Linked DNA regions of Mus musculus: region 2 is linked to region 1. A link is a loop called in an ENCODE intact Hi-C map of the cell type or tissue named here. Cell type or tissue: left cerebral cortex. All regions are shown on one strand.

Region 1 (8,000 bases):
AACCTGCACCAAACCCTCCAACAACTCCCTTCTGTGCTGAGGGTGTGAGCTCCTGCCCTCTCCAGAATCCCCCCTCCTGCCCCATCACACCCCCTTTGCACCTGCTGTTTCTACCATAGGAAACTGATTCAGGGGTGCCCTCTGCTGGGGGTGGTGAAGATAGCAGGTGCCAGTTCCCCAGAAAGTGACCCCATTGGAGGAGAGAGCTGGCAGAGGAGAGAAGGAGAGAAGAGGAAGGGAGATGGATGTAAGTTCAGATGGTGCCTAATATATTTCTCCTTCCTTTAAGCTTGTTTCTTGTTGCCACCCTAGTCATGAGTCCCCACCCTAGCTGGCAGTATACCCAAGGGGAAGGCCCCTGTCCTCCACCCAAGTGCACCCTGGTCAGAGCACAGTGCCATATGGAAACATTCTTGGTCCATGCTCTTCTTCTAGGCCAGGGCAGAGGTCCCTCATCAGTCACCTCAGTGTGTGTGACCCTCCCCATGGGGGGTTGGAAGCAGTACCTCTGTGACCCAGGGGTCTCAGGGTCTTTGTCCCACACTTTGTCAAAAACATCGGAGTCAAGAATTGGTGAGCAGAGAGAGGTTTGCTTACAGTTTGGACAAGAACAGGAGAGAGAAATCCTCTGCTTCTCTGTCTTGCTATTGGCAGATGTCTTAGGGTTTTATGGCTATGAATAGATACCATGACTGTGACAACTCTTATAAAGGAAAACATTTAATTGGGGCTGGCTTACAGTTCAAAGGTTCAGTCAATTATCGTCATGGCAGGAAGCATGGTGGCATTCAGGCAGACATGGACATGGAGAGGTAGCTGAGAGCTCTATCTCCACATTGGCAGGCAACAGGAGGAACAGTGACACTGGGCCTGGCTTAAGCATATGAAACCTCAAAATCCACCCCCAGTGACACACTTCCTCCCACAAGGCCACACCTATTCCAGCAAGGCCACACCTCCTAATAGCGCCAGTCCCTATGAGCCTGTGGAGGTCATTTCATTCAAACCACCACAGCAGTGTTAGAATTCTAGAAAGGCTGAAACACACAAGTTGGGAACTCCACATGTACAGCGTTATCTGTGAGGTGAGCTCTCTCAATTGCTAGTGACAGCCCTTGTCTTGGAGGCAGTCACTCTGTTACAGGCTTTTAGCCCATCGACATCCCTCTTCCTGGATAAAATTTCCATATTCTTAGGACCCCTCCCCATTATAGAAGACACTGGCTCTCTGCATTGGCTCTTGTTCTCAGCAGAACACTTGCTGTTTCTCGAGGAACATAGCTGGCCAGCCCACTTCTCACCGGTAGCCGGGAATCCCTACCAAATTCCCTTCTGATATTTCTTGGGATGGAGCCTGGAATATATGACTTTACAGTCAAACTTGCACTTTATACTACCTGCCCCTGGAAATAGCAAAATAAAGAGGGTCCCTGCCACCCACCCTTAGTCACCAGCTTCCTGCTCTCCCGCCAAGTTACAGGGGCCAGTTGTGGACCAGCCTGTCTCTCATCTCTCCAGTCAACTCATTTACTCATTCAGTGCTTTAAGGTTTCCACCCACATCTCTAACGACCTTTTCAGCACTCAGGTAGACAAGAAACTGTCAATTCCACTTCCCCATTTGGTTGTTTAAAAAAAGTCTCACACACACACACACTCATGAAATATTTTTAAAAGGTCAAAATTTGAATCTAAACGTCCCTACCCTCAACCCCCCAGTCTCACTTAGTATCAGGCTTGCAGTCTCCTGTCTGAGCATCTGAGCACTGCACAGCCTCTGAGTGTTGGGATCACACATATGCACCATCCCTAAGACACTCTAGGCCAGTACCCACCTCTTTGGTGCTGAGGGAGAGATGGAAGCAATACAATCCCTGCCTTGTGAGTAGCTACACAGCAGGAGGGTGGGGGGCTCTGTGTGATGGGAACCACTCTAGCAGGGTAAAGTGTGTTGGGGGGTGGGTGGGTCATCAATCAAGCAGTTGAACGGCCAAAACCAAAGGGAATCTGAAACAGGTCTGGAAAGTAGAAAACCAGGGCTGATAACAGTTGAACTCACTCTCCTCATAGAGGCTAGGAAGGGCTTGTCTGGGGAAGTGACCCTGCAGTGGAGAATAACCTGCAGCTCTAGGTGATATGGAGCTGGACAAACATTTCCCTGCAGAGGAAATAGCAGGTGCAAAGGCTCTGTGCCGAGGGAGCATCATGGAGGATGGGTGGGGATTCTGGAGAGGGGAGGGTTTATAAGGGATGCAGGAGTCCATGGGCCCAGTTAAGGTTTAGGTCTTTCTTCTTAGCACAGTAGGGAGACACTGAAAGGTTTGAAGCCGCTTTAAAGAGCTAAACTCAGCCTGACTTAGCAAGCCTGGCTTTGGTCAGCACCTTTGCACAGTTAGATTTCTAAGGCAAGGGTTCAGATGGGTTTGGTTACCATAGAGACGGCTGGGTGGACACAAACAATTATGATAATGAAGCTACAGACTTGAGCACTGGGGGATATAAACGAACCGGGTTCTGGGTGCGCTTTGCTGGAAAACACATTTTGCCCACACAAAGGGTCTGATTATGAAAAGGGACCTGCCATGAATATGAACGAAACCCAGGGACCACAGAGCCAAGATGCTGGTGCCATAGCAACCCGGGACTCAAGGGCTTCTCTTCTGTATTTTCAACAGAGCCCCAAGGAGCGTGGGGCAGGGACAAGGGGGTCAAAGGCCATGTGAAGAGAGCCCTGTCCACCGGCACCGCGTAATCAGCCTCTTAATTCTGATAAGCCCTCACCCTAGCAGAACCAGGCAGCCTCATTCTGTAGTTGAAGATACCGGATCTGAGAGGGATGGTGCTGGCTGCTGACAGGCTGGTGCCAGGCATCAGGTGGCGTCTCCGGATAGAAAGCTTCGCCTAGTCCCTGCCTCCTTCCCGGCTTAGAGCATGTTTCCATAGACTGAAGTGGGACACGAGTTCAAAGCTAATCTGAGCTACACCGTGAGACTCTGTCTCAAAAAAAAAAAAAAAAAAAAAAAGGTCCCAAAGCCGGAGCATCACCGTGATGAAGAGTGAGAAGCTGTTGGCCTAAAGTTGCTGAGCGCTCACGAAGACAGACAGGGAAGGGCCAAGTCTACAGGTCCTAGAGGCTCCGCTGAGCGCGGAAAGGTCGCGAGGCGGAACCAAACTAGCAGGGTGAAGTGTGTTGTGTGGGGCGGTGTTAATGGCGGAAGAGGCCGGAGGATTTCCGAAGCGAGCGGAAGCGGCGCGGTCAGGGTCGGAAGGAGTCGGAGGCATGGCTGGCACGTCCTCGGAGGCGGAGGCCGAGGCGCTGGCCGCTGCGCGCGAGCGGAGCCGCCTCTTCCTGAGCGGCCTAGAGCTGGTGCAGCAGGGCGCCGAGGCGCGCGTCTTCCGTGGCCGCTTCCAGGGCCGCGCGGCCGTGGTGAAGCACCGCTTCCCGAAGAGCTACCGGCACCCGGAGCTGGAGGCGCGGCTCGGCCGGCGGCGGACAGTGCAGGAGGCGCGCGCGCTGCTCCGCTGCCGCCGTGCGGGTGAGGGGGGCCGGACGGGGCTCCGGGAGACGGGACAGACAGGGCTGCGGGAGACCAGTGGGACGTGAGAGACGGGGCTCCGATTTCTAGGGGACAGGATCAGATGGCAATGCTTAAGGACTCAAGGCGACAGTCAGGACGCCATTCTGTTTGGTTCGCGGGGCTTGTTTAGCGCTCGGGTCCCTCCGTTTCTCATTTCTCTGTTTCTGCTTACCGTCCTTCCCTCTCCATTTGGTGGTCTTAAGCAGTAGGTGTCCTGACAGGCGGGTGGCAGGAGCCGGGCTCTGTGGATTCACATTCTCCCTGCATTGTCTCCCTCGTAGCCATTCAGCGAGTCGTCTAGCCCAGTTACCTTGTATGTCACCGGAATCTCAGGGATATTGTGGTCATTAAAGAAGGCATATGCATCACATGTTCTTATGCTGACATAGTTCAGTAAATGTTTGATTTCATTAAATTGTTATTCTTTTCTTTAAAAAACATCCACACCCCCACAAAACAACAACAACAACAACAACATTACTCCAGAGAAAATGAGACTCAAAGAGGGGAAGTGCCTGAGGTTCCACAGCTACCAGGCAGCCTGTCTGTGGCCCAGAACCACCGAGCCTTTGCTATTTTTCTCTTTAATGGTTTTTAGGTGCCCACTGCCAGGACATTGATAGGTGCCAGGAGCCAGGGGAAATGCAGAAGTGAACAGGCCTGTGCTTTTCTGCCCTAGAGGGGCAATGGAGTTATAAAGAAGTGTTCATATATTCTCCTTTACCTTTTGTAAGTTTTATCAGACATGGGTGGGGGCTACCTTGGTACCCCAGTTTCTAGGAAACTGTTCTGAACTTGGTTGACATTCAGGAGAGACTCCTGGTGTTAACTGGAGGTTTTGTTACCACTTTACAGTTGTGGAGACTGAGGCATAGAGTAGCTAAGGGAACCTTGAGGTTTCACGCCTAATAAGGGATCTGAACCTGCCTGTTCCAGAGCACAGATGAGCCTGTAAGGTGACACCCTGCTTAGCCACTTGCCTGGTGACTGTCAGGTAGAAACTGCCCAGACTGCAGGATGCTTTCCTTCTGGCTTCTTGTTTTGTTTGTTTTTAGGGAGCAGCAATGAATTCCAGTCCTCAGGTGGCTTGAGAAAGGAGGAGCAAGCCTTGATACTTCCAGACTTACCCTGGCCTGGTCTCAGGCCGTAGTCCTGCAGGGCTTTAACAGGGCAAGCTCTGGATAAATTGTATCATTTTCCACAGTAGTCTAAACCCTGTTCCAAAGCTGTCTGCCTGTGCATGAAGCTGGCCTTCATGAAGATGCGTTCCCTAACCACGTGTGTCCATTGCAGGGATAGCTGCCCCAGTCGTCTTCTTTGTGGACTATGCGTCTAACTGCTTATATATGGAAGAAATCGAAGACTCGGTGACTGTTCGGGATTATATCCAATCCACTATGGAGACTGAAAAGGACCCCCAGTGCCTCTTGGACCTGGCCAGGAGGATGGGGCAGGTTCTGGCCGGAATGCACGACCAAGACCTCATTCACGGGGACCTCACCACCTCCAACATGCTCCTGAGGCGGCCCCTGGCGCAGCTGCACATCGTGCTCATCGACTTTGGGCTGAGCTTTGTCTCAGGACTGCCGGAAGATAAAGGCGTCGACCTCTATGTCCTGGAGAAGGCCTTCCTCAGCACGCACCCCCACACCGAGACCGTGTTTGAAGCCTTTCTGAAGAGTTACGGGGCCTCGACCCAGAAGTCCAGTCCAGTGCTGAAGAAGTTAGATGAGGTGCGCCTGAGAGGGCGAAAGCGGTCCATGGTCGGGTAGTGGAGCTGTGGTGAACTGGCTCACGGTGAAGGATGATGTAGACGAGGCTGGACCCCTCAGCAAAGCATGGGTTGTTAAGTGGTCTGTGATCGTGCTGGGCCACCACCATCCATGGCTCACTGTTCTCAGGGGCTTCATGTACATGAGGTTTATTCTAGGCAGAGCTGGGTGGGTAGCCTGGGCTGGCTTCAAACTATGTAGTTGAGGATAACATTGAACTTCTGGTGTTCCTGTATCCGTTGGAGTATCGATGTGTGCTGTCACATCTGGTTTCTTTGGTGCCTTGGGCTTGCTAGTCAAGCACTCTACCAACTGAGCTGCATCCCAGCCCTAGACCTGGCTGTTCCAGATCACCAAGCTTTCCCAGACAGTGGCTGTGGAGCTCATGCAGAGCAGGCAGCCTTGAGCTGAGACACCCTGGAAGGACAAGGCAGGGACTCAGTTTGGGATGCAGTTTTTTGTCTGCCTTTTACTCTGGTCGGGTATTTGTTATATGTATGAAGACTGTGCTCGAGGCTAGTTCAGTGGATGTAAACTCCACTTTGAGAAAGCAGAACAGGCTCCGACTGGGATGCAGTGGACTGCTCCGTGGAGCTTGTTCCAAGTGTGGATTCCTACGTGGGTGTCTGGAGTTTGATATAAAGGATGTTTTTGAGGGGCTGGAGAGGTGGCCTGGATCTAGGAGTACTTGCTCTTCCAAAGGACTCCAGTGTGGTTTCCAGCACCCAGCTGAGGGACCCAGTGCTGCCTCCGCCTGCTCAGGAGCCTGCACCTATGTGCTCATGTCCTCCCCCACTCCCCCCCCCCTCCTGAACACACGGATAACAAAAGTAGCAAGAACACATTGTTAAAATATTCTTGAGAGTTGTTAAAAGATGAAAAAAAAAGTACTTCCATTTTTTCTTTTATAGGAAAGCAGGCTCACAGTTTTTCAACAGCAAAAACAAGGGGGCGGGGAGGTTAAGGGCACTGACTACCCTTCCAGAGGTCCTGAGTTCAATTCCCAGCAACCACACAGTGGCTCACAACTATCTGTAATGGGATCCGATGCTCTCTTCCGGCTTGCAGGGTTACATGCAGATAGAGCACTCATCTGCATAAATAAATCTTTTGAAAAAGAACAGTTTTCGGAGACCTGGAACACTGAGTTTTTGCTGCTCTGTAGCCATAGGTCGTGAAGCTCATGTGGGTAGAGAAGGGAGCTGGGTTGTCTCTCAGCAGAGATGGTGAGGGAGCGTGTGATGAGGTTGATAATCTGGGTGGACTGAGTCTGAAAACTGAGTTCTAACAGGACCAGGACTGTTCCATTCACCACAGCTGCTGCCACCTGAGTGGCCTGCTGTGACAGATGGCCAGGAGAGGGTGAAGATGTCCCTTCCCAGGTGGATGTCACTAGTACAGATTAATATTGCCTGCTTTGCTCAGTGTATGCCAGGTTCTGTGCCAGGAGTTTTCATAGCCAGCAATAAAGCAGTCCTTGGGATGTCTTCACTGTGAGTGGTGGGCTGTACAAGGAGCTGGCCTAGGTCTCACGGGGAGCAAGAGATGCCCTCTCAGGACTCCAGAGCCAGCGCTCTTTCCATGAGTTTCAGTGCTTTTGTGAAATGTTCAAAACTATCTCAAGCATGTCTCAGCCTCCCGGTACTGAGTTTGCATGTGTGAGCCACCATACCCTACTGACCCGACAAGAACTGAAGCATCCAATATGACTGACTTTATAAGACACCGATTTGTATAACATTTTCAATGACTTCTAAGGGCCAGGGGAGCCGGCGTTACCATCAACATAATGGAGAAGGCCTACCCTCAGTTTCCTCACGTACAGAAAGGACAGTTAGTTGCCTGAGGAGATGACTGTCTGATACACACATACATTAGATCCCTAGTGTTCACAGTGCTGGCCCTGACACTCAAGAGGAGCAGGGAACCGTGCTTTGCCTGTAGGACAGAATGCATGACCGTCTTGTGTCGAGGGAAGGTGTAAAGCAAACCCGAGGTTCTGGAGCCTAGGGAGGGATTCTAGGGCCGCATGGTCATGCGAAGTTGGTGAAAAGTCCTGGGGGACAAGGCCAGTTCCACAATGCAGAAAATGGGTGAGGAGGCTGGGGAAGGCCAGTTCATGCAGGGTCCCCTATCAAGATGGTTTCCTTTGTAAGCCTCCTAGGATTTTCAGCGGTAAAAGTTTTATCCTTTTGTGGGTGCGTTGGTTGCTGGCATACAAAGAGCTGTGGGGAAGAGAGGAAGCGAGACACTTGATATCCACGGGCTGCTACTACATCCACCCTTTGGTGACAGTGGCTGGGGAGGAAGCAGCAGTGGGCATGCAGTGAAGTCCCTGGTCTGGGTGGACTTGGTGAGGTGTGGCCTATTGGTAGCAGTAGCACTGAGGGCACATCTTTGCAGGTACGAGAGAGATGATGAGCCTAGTAACGCCCCCCAGCAGGAGTGTTACCCATCTGCACCCAGTCCTTGCCTGTGATGGGAAGGGAGCTTGCCAGGGATGGAGTCTCACAAAGGGCACAGGGGACCTTTGCAGCTCCAGGTCCTCAGTCTATGTGAGAGCAAGAAGTGTTTTGCTAGGATGAGACAATAGCTCTGGCAACTTGGTGCAAAGCCCAGTCCATTAGGGAAATATGTCCTAGGGCCACTGG
Region 2 (8,000 bases), 1.3 Mb before region 1:
AGACTTAGCCCAACCCCCGCCAGCTACCACCCCACGTCCTAGCTCCATTCCGCCCATTAACATAAAAATAGTTTTGTGAGCCAGTGAGATGGCTCGCCGGATACAGGATTTTATGGCCAAGCCTAATCACCTGAACTCAATCCCTGAAATCCATATGGCAGATTCTACAACACAGATCCAGAGAGCTAACTCTCAAAAGTTCTTCTCTGACCTCCATGGACACATTTGCACACACACAAAATAAATATAAGAAGATATAAAAACAAATAGAGTCATAGTTGTTTTGTTTCTGACAGAATCAGTGCAAAGTCAGGTATGGTGGCTTATAACCTCTTCCAAGCAAGCTGAGGTAGGATGTTGCCATAAATTCAAGGCTAGCCTGGGCTACCTACCCAGTTCTGCCCAGAATAAACCTCATGTACATGAAGCCCCTGAGAACAGTGAGCCATGGATGGTGGTGGCCCAGCACGATCACAGACCACTTAACAACCCATGCTTTGCTGAGGGGTCCAGCCTCGTCTACATCATCCTTCACCGTGAGCCAGTTCACCACAGCTCCACTACCCGACCATGGACCGCTTTCGCCCTCTCAGGCGCACCTCATCTAACTTCTTCAGCACTGGACTGGACTTCTTGGACGAGGCCCCGTAACTCTTCAGAAAGGCTTCAAACGCGGTCTCGGTGTGGGGGTGCGTGCTGAGGAAGGCCTTCTCCAGGACATAGAGGTCGACGCCTTTATCTTCCGGCAGTCCTGAGACAAAGCTCAGCCCAAAGTCGATGAGCACGATGTGCAGCTGCGCCAGGGGCCGCCTCAGGAGCATGTTGGAGGTGGTGAGGTCCCCGTGAATGAGGTCTTGGTCGTGCATTCCGGCCAGAACCTGCCCCATCCTCCTGGCCAGGTCCAAGAGGCACTGGGGGTCCTTTTCAGTCTCCATAGTGGATTGGATATAATCCCGAACAGTCACCGAGTCTTCGATTTCTTCCATATATAAGCAGTTAGACGCATAGTCCACAAAGAAGACGACTGGGGCAGCTATCCCTGCAATGGACACACGTGGTTAGGGAGCGCATCTTCATGAAGGCCGGCTTCATGCACAGGCAGACAGTTTCTCAGCCTAAACCTGCTTTGGAACAGGGTTTAGACTACTGTGGAAAATGATACAATTTATCCAGAGCTTGCCCTGTTAAAGCCCTGCAGGACTACGGCCTGAGACCAGGCCAGGGTAAGTCTGGAAGTATCAAGGCTTGCTCCTCCTTTCTCAAGCCACCTGAGGACTGGAATTCATTGCTGCTCCCTAAAAACAAACAAAACAAGAAGCCAGAAGGAAAGCATCCTGCAGTCTGAGCAGTTTCTACCTGACAGTCACCAGGCAAGTGGCTAAGCAGGGTGTCACCTTACAGGCTCATCTGTGTTCTGGAACAGGCAGGTTCAAATCCCTTATTAGGCGTGAAACCTCAAGGTTCCCTTAGCTACTCTATGCCTCGGTCTCCACAACTGTAAAGTGGTAACAAAACCTCCAGTTAACGCCAGGAGTCTCTCCTGAATGTCAACCAGGTTCAGAACAGTTTCCTAGAAACTGGGGTACCAAGGTAGCCCCCACCCCTGTCTGGTAAAACTTACAAAAGGTAAAGGAGAATATATGAACACTTCTTTATAATTCCATTGCCCCTCTAGGGCAGAAAAGCACAGGCCTGTTCACTGCTGCGTTTCCCAGTCTCCTGGCACCTATCAACCACTAAGGAGAAAAGAACAGAGGTGTAAAAGCAGAGGCCACAGTTCTGGGCCACCAAGTCAGGCGGCCTGGTGGCTGTGAAACTTCTGGCCCTTTCCCCGTTTGTGTCTCAGTTTCTCAAGAGGACAAAACTTTTCCGTGGGGCTAGCAAATGGGTGTTAAAAATAGATGGGAGTTGTGCTAATCAGATCTCTGAGTTATAGATCTGCCTGGTCTACATAGTGAGATTCACGAAAGCCACAGCTACAATGAGACCCCCGTCTGGAAAAAAACAAAACCAAACAAACAAAACACGATTTCATGAAGTCTGACATTTATTGGATGTCATGCCAACATACACGTTTGTATAGGCCACTCACAACATCCCCGAGATGCGAACTCGACTATGACTTCCGATTAGAACTCGGGAAATTTAGGCAAGGCAACTCACAGAAGGGTATAATCTGAATTCAGAAAGCTAGCTCCAGACGCGCGCCTGGCAGGACAGATGCTTAAAACTACCCAGGGCGTTGTTATTTGGTCCGGACCCCCGGAACTCGGAGCCCGGTCTCTCCCGTCCCACCGGTCTCCCGCAGCCCTGTCTGTCCCGTCTCCCGGAGCCCCGTCCGGCCCCCCTCACCCGCACGGCGGCAGCGGAGCAGCGCGCGCGCCTCCTGCACCGTCCGCCGACGGCCGAGCCGCGCCTCCAGCTCCGGGTGCCGGTAACTCTTCGGGAAGCGGTGCTTCACCACGGCCGCGCGGCCCTGGAAGCGGCCACGGAAAACGCGCGCCTCGGCGCCCTGCTGCACCAGCTCTAGGCCGCTCAGGAAGAGGCGGCTCCGCTCGCGCGCCGCGGCCAGCGCCTCGGCCTCCGCCTCCGAGGACACACCAGCCATGCCTCCGACTCCTTCCGACCCTGACCGCGCCGCTTCCGCTCGCTTCGGAAATCCTCCGGCCTCTTCCGCCATGAACACCGCTCCCACAACACACTTCACCCTGCTAGTGTGGTTCCGCCTCGCGACCTTTCCGCGCTCAGCGGAGCCTCTCGGACCTGTAGACTTGGCCCTTCCCTGTAGACTTGGTTCCTGTCTGTATCCGTGTGCGCTCGGCAACTTTTAGTCAACAGCTTCTCTCTCTCTCTCTCTCTAGCTCTCTCAGGAAACTCGTTGGCGATGCTGTTGGGGATACTCTGCTCCTTTCTACTAGCATAGAAAAATCCTTTACTTTTTAAAGACCGGATCTCACTGTGTATCTCAGGTTAGCTTTGAACTTGTGATCCTCACACATTAACCGATGGAAACGTACTATGTAATCCAAGAGGGAAGGACAGACAGACTAGGCAAAGCTTTCTACCTGGTGATGCCAACCGATGTCAGCAGCCCACACCATCCCTTTGAGTTCCGGTTTCCTATTCTTCAGAATGAGGCTGCCTGGTTCTTCTGGGGTTGGGGCTTATCAGAATTTAACAAGAGCCTGATTACAAGATGCCGGTGGACAGAGGCCCTCTTCGCATGACTTCTGTGTAGGATAAAGGGCCAAAGAAAAAACACCTTGACCTTAACTAGACCTCAAGCCTAAAACCAGGGCCAAGAACAGAAATGCATCAATCACTGAATTGGCCCCAGAAACCCACCAATTCCTGAGCTGTTCCAAGCTCAGGAGTTGAAATCCCAGCAATCCTCACCCTGGAAATCTTTACCGGGAAAGCTCCCGCCATTCCCAAGAAACTCCATATAAACCCTGTCTGCTGCTCAGTTCGCTGCTGCTTCCGGCTTGAGCAGAGGCAGCCACCCTCCCAATAAATCTCTTGTGTGAGGTTTGTTGTGCAGTGTAACTTTGTGGTATTCCTTGACTCCCGATAGCCAGGATACCTCTCAGAGTAGCTTTGCTGAGGAACAGCTGTAACTTGGACTGGGGAAAACTTCCCAGACAGCAGCCGCCACAGCAGAGCTGTAACACTTCTATAGGGGAAGCCTTTCCCTTTAGAGCTGCAACACTCACACTCTGCCCTTCTTATTCCTGGAACAGAAGAGAAGCCCTTGGATCCCGGGTTGCTATGGCACCAGCATCTTGGCTCTGTGGTCCCTGGGTTTCGTTCATATTCATGACAGGTTCCTTTTCATCATCAGACCCTTTGTGTGGCAGGATGTGTTCTCCAGCAAAACACACCCAGAACCCGTTCCGTTTACATCCCCCAGTGCTCAAGTCTGTAGCTTCATTATCATAATTGTTTGTGTCCACACAGCCGTCTCTATGGTAACCAAACCCATCTGAACCCTTGCCTTAGAAATCTACTGTGCAAAGGTGCTGACCAGAGCCAGGCTTGCTAAGTCAGGCTGAGTTTAGCTCTGTAAACCTGGTTCAAACCTTTCAGTGACTCTGTACTGTGCTAAGAATTCAGACCTAAAACTTCATCAGCCCATATGGCCCTGCAGGGACCTCCTGCAACTCTTATAGATCCTTCTCTCACCAAACTATCTCCTATTCTCTGCAGAGCTGGGACAGAATGTTTGAGTATTGGATTCAGTATAATGAGAGAGCTGGGCCAAGGTCCTAGTACAGTGATGAACAGGGTGGGCATTTTGTACTATTCACAACTGCGGCGGCGGCAGCATATGGCATACTAAAACCAGGAGAATTATGTGAGACACAGCTCCATGGAAGCCCATGGAACGCCATCTTAATTTATAACCCAATGCTTCTCAAGTTCTTCCTCTTTGCCAGCTCTCACCCCAACAGGCTTTACCTTCTCAGGAGCTGGCACTTGCTGTCTGCTGCCCAGCAGGGGGCGACTCTCCTGCATCATTAGGTGCTGTGCTGGCCATTGGTAGATTTTGTGGCCCTCTTTTTGTGGTGCCTATTTGTTATGCAGCAACTTTGTGACAGAAGCTGACTATTACAAACAAGTACAGAGAAAGACATGTACCTAAATATTTGTACACATACAAACAGAAATATATACACAAACACACAAACAAATGCAAATACACAAGCACAAATAAATACACAAACACATAAGTAAATGCAAATAGCACATAAAACAGTCATATATATATACACGTGACAGTCACGGTTACACAGAAAAAAAAACTTGTCTCAAACCCCCCCAAAACAAAAATTAAAATTAACAAACAACAACAAAAAACCCAACCAAAACCCTGTCTCAAAAAAGGAAAAAAAAATCACATAACATACATAAACAAGGCACACAAAATCATTTATGGATACATAAATACACACAAATACACACAAACACACATAAATACAAAATACAAATACACACAAACACACATAAATGTCAGAGAGAAGCTAAAAACTAGCAGGTGATCTTCTGAGATGGTTCTGCCATGGACTATCAAAGTTAATGACAGATCTGCTTTTCTAGGTAAGCCAAGAAGATTACACTTTAGGAAAGATTTCTGCTGTTAATATGCGTTTCCTGTTATTATTAAATTTATATAACAATCACTACACATTAGCTCACCCTTTTGAGCAGATCTCTGCAGAACAACAATGCACGGTCTTGTAGTGATGTTATATAGACACATAGATGACTTCTTAATTCTTAATGATGATCCTGAAAGAATTCCTAAAATTATATCAGTGATTATTAACATCTTTTACAATAGGACTGCTATTAAGTTCTCTCTGATAATCAAAACTTCAATGAGAACTCTACCAGTCTTGAGTTAATTGCTTCTGAGATAGCAAACACTCATCTACAACTCAGAGCACATTCTAAGAGGTTGTAAAACAATTAACCAAAGGTCATAAAAAGGAAACTAATGATTTACTATAGGTGCAAGGACAGAAGATAAAATATTGACTGGAGCCGGGCAATGGTGGCACACACCTTTAATCCCAGCACTTGGGAGACAGAGGCAGGCGGATTTCTGAGTTCGAGGTCAGCCTGGTCTACAGAGTGAGTTCCAGGACAGCCAGGGCTACACAAAGAAACTCTGTCTCAAAAAAAAAATATATATATATATATATTGACTGGGTTTATCCATATGTAACTTACTAATTCACAAAAAATAACCTGCAGAGCTAGTGACAGATGATGAATGTTAATGGTCATGCATGTAAAATTTCTCTGTTGTAAACTTCTTATTCAATTTATGATTTGAATTTATGTGCAAACTTGTGATGAACTTTTTACCATGTGATCATGTATTCTGAAAAATGGATAAATGCTGAGGACAAAGAGAGACAGGATCCCCTTTTCCTTAGAGAAATGAAAATTTTTTTAGAGAGAAGAACCTTTTAGAAGGACTTTCTTAGAGAACTTTTATAGAAAACTTTTTAGAGAGAACTTAGAAATAAAGATTAAAATCACTTTTCAAAGTGTCCCCCTTCTCTTCCTGCAACTTCACCTAGCAAGCGGGAAGATAGAGCCTTGCAGTTCCTTAGTGATAGAACAAAGGCCAGTTTACTTAATCCCCTGCTGTTCTAGGATAAGGTTTCTGGCCTCAGGAACTCAGGCAGTCAGCTACAGCAGCAAAGTGACTTAGATTTAAGACAGATAAACATCTTATTATTAAACTGTAACCCAACCTTAAATATCTCACAAGACCAAGTCTTGCACCTGCTGATGGTCTTCCAGCTCTGCTACCTCAAGAGAGAATCAAGATAAAATAAGAATTGCCAACCTGGCCCCTGGCACATAAAATAAAAAACATACACAGTCACACAGAATCACAACACACACATAAACACAACACACACAATCACAAAACTTACAAACGAGAAACACACAAACACATGCATAAATACAACAAATGAAAACTACATACAAACACACAAATATGTAAACACAAATTAACACAAAACACAAGCACGCACAGAAACACAGAAATACATAGACACCAACACAGGCATACAGTAATATACTAACACAAAAATCAAACACACATATACACCATCATATACAGAAACACAAACAAAAAAGCATTCATACAATCACAGACACAAAAATACATACAGGCAGACACACACAAACAGACAAAGGCTCCACAAAAATATTCACAAACACATAGAAAACATAGAACATTCAAATTCAAAACACACACTCACAAACAACACAAACACACAGAGAAAGCACACAAGCACATTCATCATACACATTAACACATACACAAATACACAAGACAGCCGGGCAGTGGTGGCGCACGCCTTTAATCCCAGAACTTGGGAGGTAGAGGCAGGTGGATTTTAAGTTCGAGGACAGCCTGGTCTACAGAGTGAGTTCCAGGACAGCCAGAGCTATACAGAGAAGCCCTGTCTCAAAAAAACAAACCAAAAAAAAAAAAAAAAAAAAAAAAAAAAAACCCAAATACACAAGACAGTCATATACTCATAAACACAAACATAGATATTCCCAAGAATACATAGAAATATATACAAACACAAAATACAAGGTCCAACACACATAAATTCCCATGCAAAGAAACACATACACACAGAACACACAGATATATTTATATACAAGAACATATACTTGGCAAGTGGAAGCTCTCCAGCTCTCCTTGTTGTAAACTTGGTTTAATGCTTGCATTATTGGTTCCCAAAATTGCATGAGAATATTCCATGTAAGGTGCTAAGTGCCTCTGCCCCAACTCGGCTTTGGTTGGCAAATAAATTTACTGGTGGTCAATAGCTGGGCAGGGAGACAGAGGCGGGACTTCAGGATTAGAGGACAAGGGCACCTAGGAAGAAGGAGAATCACCATTGTCAGGAGAGAAAGAAGATCCAGGCTTGAGAGCTGCAGAAGGGAAAGCATACAATCATGTCAGAGCTGGAGGAGAGGGACCCCAGCACCCACCACCCCCAACTGGCCCTAAGGTAGCAAAGGTGGAATATAGATTTTAATAAGTAATAACTCAGGAGTTTTGGAGGGGAGGTGTTAGCAGTGTAGAAATTGGGGAGTGGCCTAACCATTAAGCTGATTGAGATGTTAAATATAAGGCTTTCTCTCTCTCTCTCTCTCTCTGTGTGTGTGTGTGTGTGTGTGTGTGTGTGTGTCTGTCTGTCTGTCTGTCTGTCTTTCTTTCGTTTGAGAATCCAAAGCATTGGGGCCGGTAGCGAGGAATGTGCGCAGCTGCCGCTGCCAGGGAGAGAGCCCATGTTAATCAACTACAGCTACAGTCCCCAGTTCAAGTAAATTGTGTAAATTAAACTCAAAGGTGCCTCCTACTTATAGCTGGTATTCCATGAACAGCACAAAAAAAATGGGGTGAGTGTGAAAATTCGTCCACTCTGATCAGTTTAGCAGAGGCTTGCTCATGCCCC

The links. A loop is a pair of places that touch in the nucleus more often than their neighbours do. Peaks named below come from ENCODE experiments on the same cell type or tissue, not always from the same donor. Only the 100,000 strongest peaks of a DNase experiment are listed, where the experiment ranks them.
Region 2: it touches region 1 in a loop (37-fold over the local background); 8 of 42 quality-filtered maps call a loop at or near these places.

The regions. Positions count from the first base shown.
Region 1 is chr2:165,488,582-165,496,581 of GRCm38, reverse strand. It overlaps Trp53rka (transformation related protein 53 regulating kinase A), which reads left to right and starts at 3,268. Exons shown (of 2, transcript NM_001007581.1): 1 at 3,268-3,535; 2 at 4,871-6,470. The coding sequence starts at 3,280. The coding sequence ends at 5,349. In left cerebral cortex, a CTCF peak has its summit at 150 (motif pointing left); DNase peaks (open chromatin) are centred at 133, 2,566, 3,260 and 3,729; H3K4me3 peaks cover 1,941 bases; H3K27ac peaks cover 1,850 bases.
Region 2 is chr2:166,788,421-166,796,420 of GRCm38, reverse strand. Trp53rkb (transformation related protein 53 regulating kinase B) reads right to left here and starts at 2,654. Exons shown (of 2, transcript NM_023815.4): 1 at 2,353-2,654; 2 at 1-1,039. The coding sequence starts at 2,608. The coding sequence ends at 561. In left cerebral cortex, CTCF peaks have their summits at 4,495 (motif pointing right) and 7,957; DNase peaks (open chromatin) are centred at 2,684 and 3,835; H3K4me3 peaks cover 1,790 bases; H3K27ac peaks cover 1,534 bases.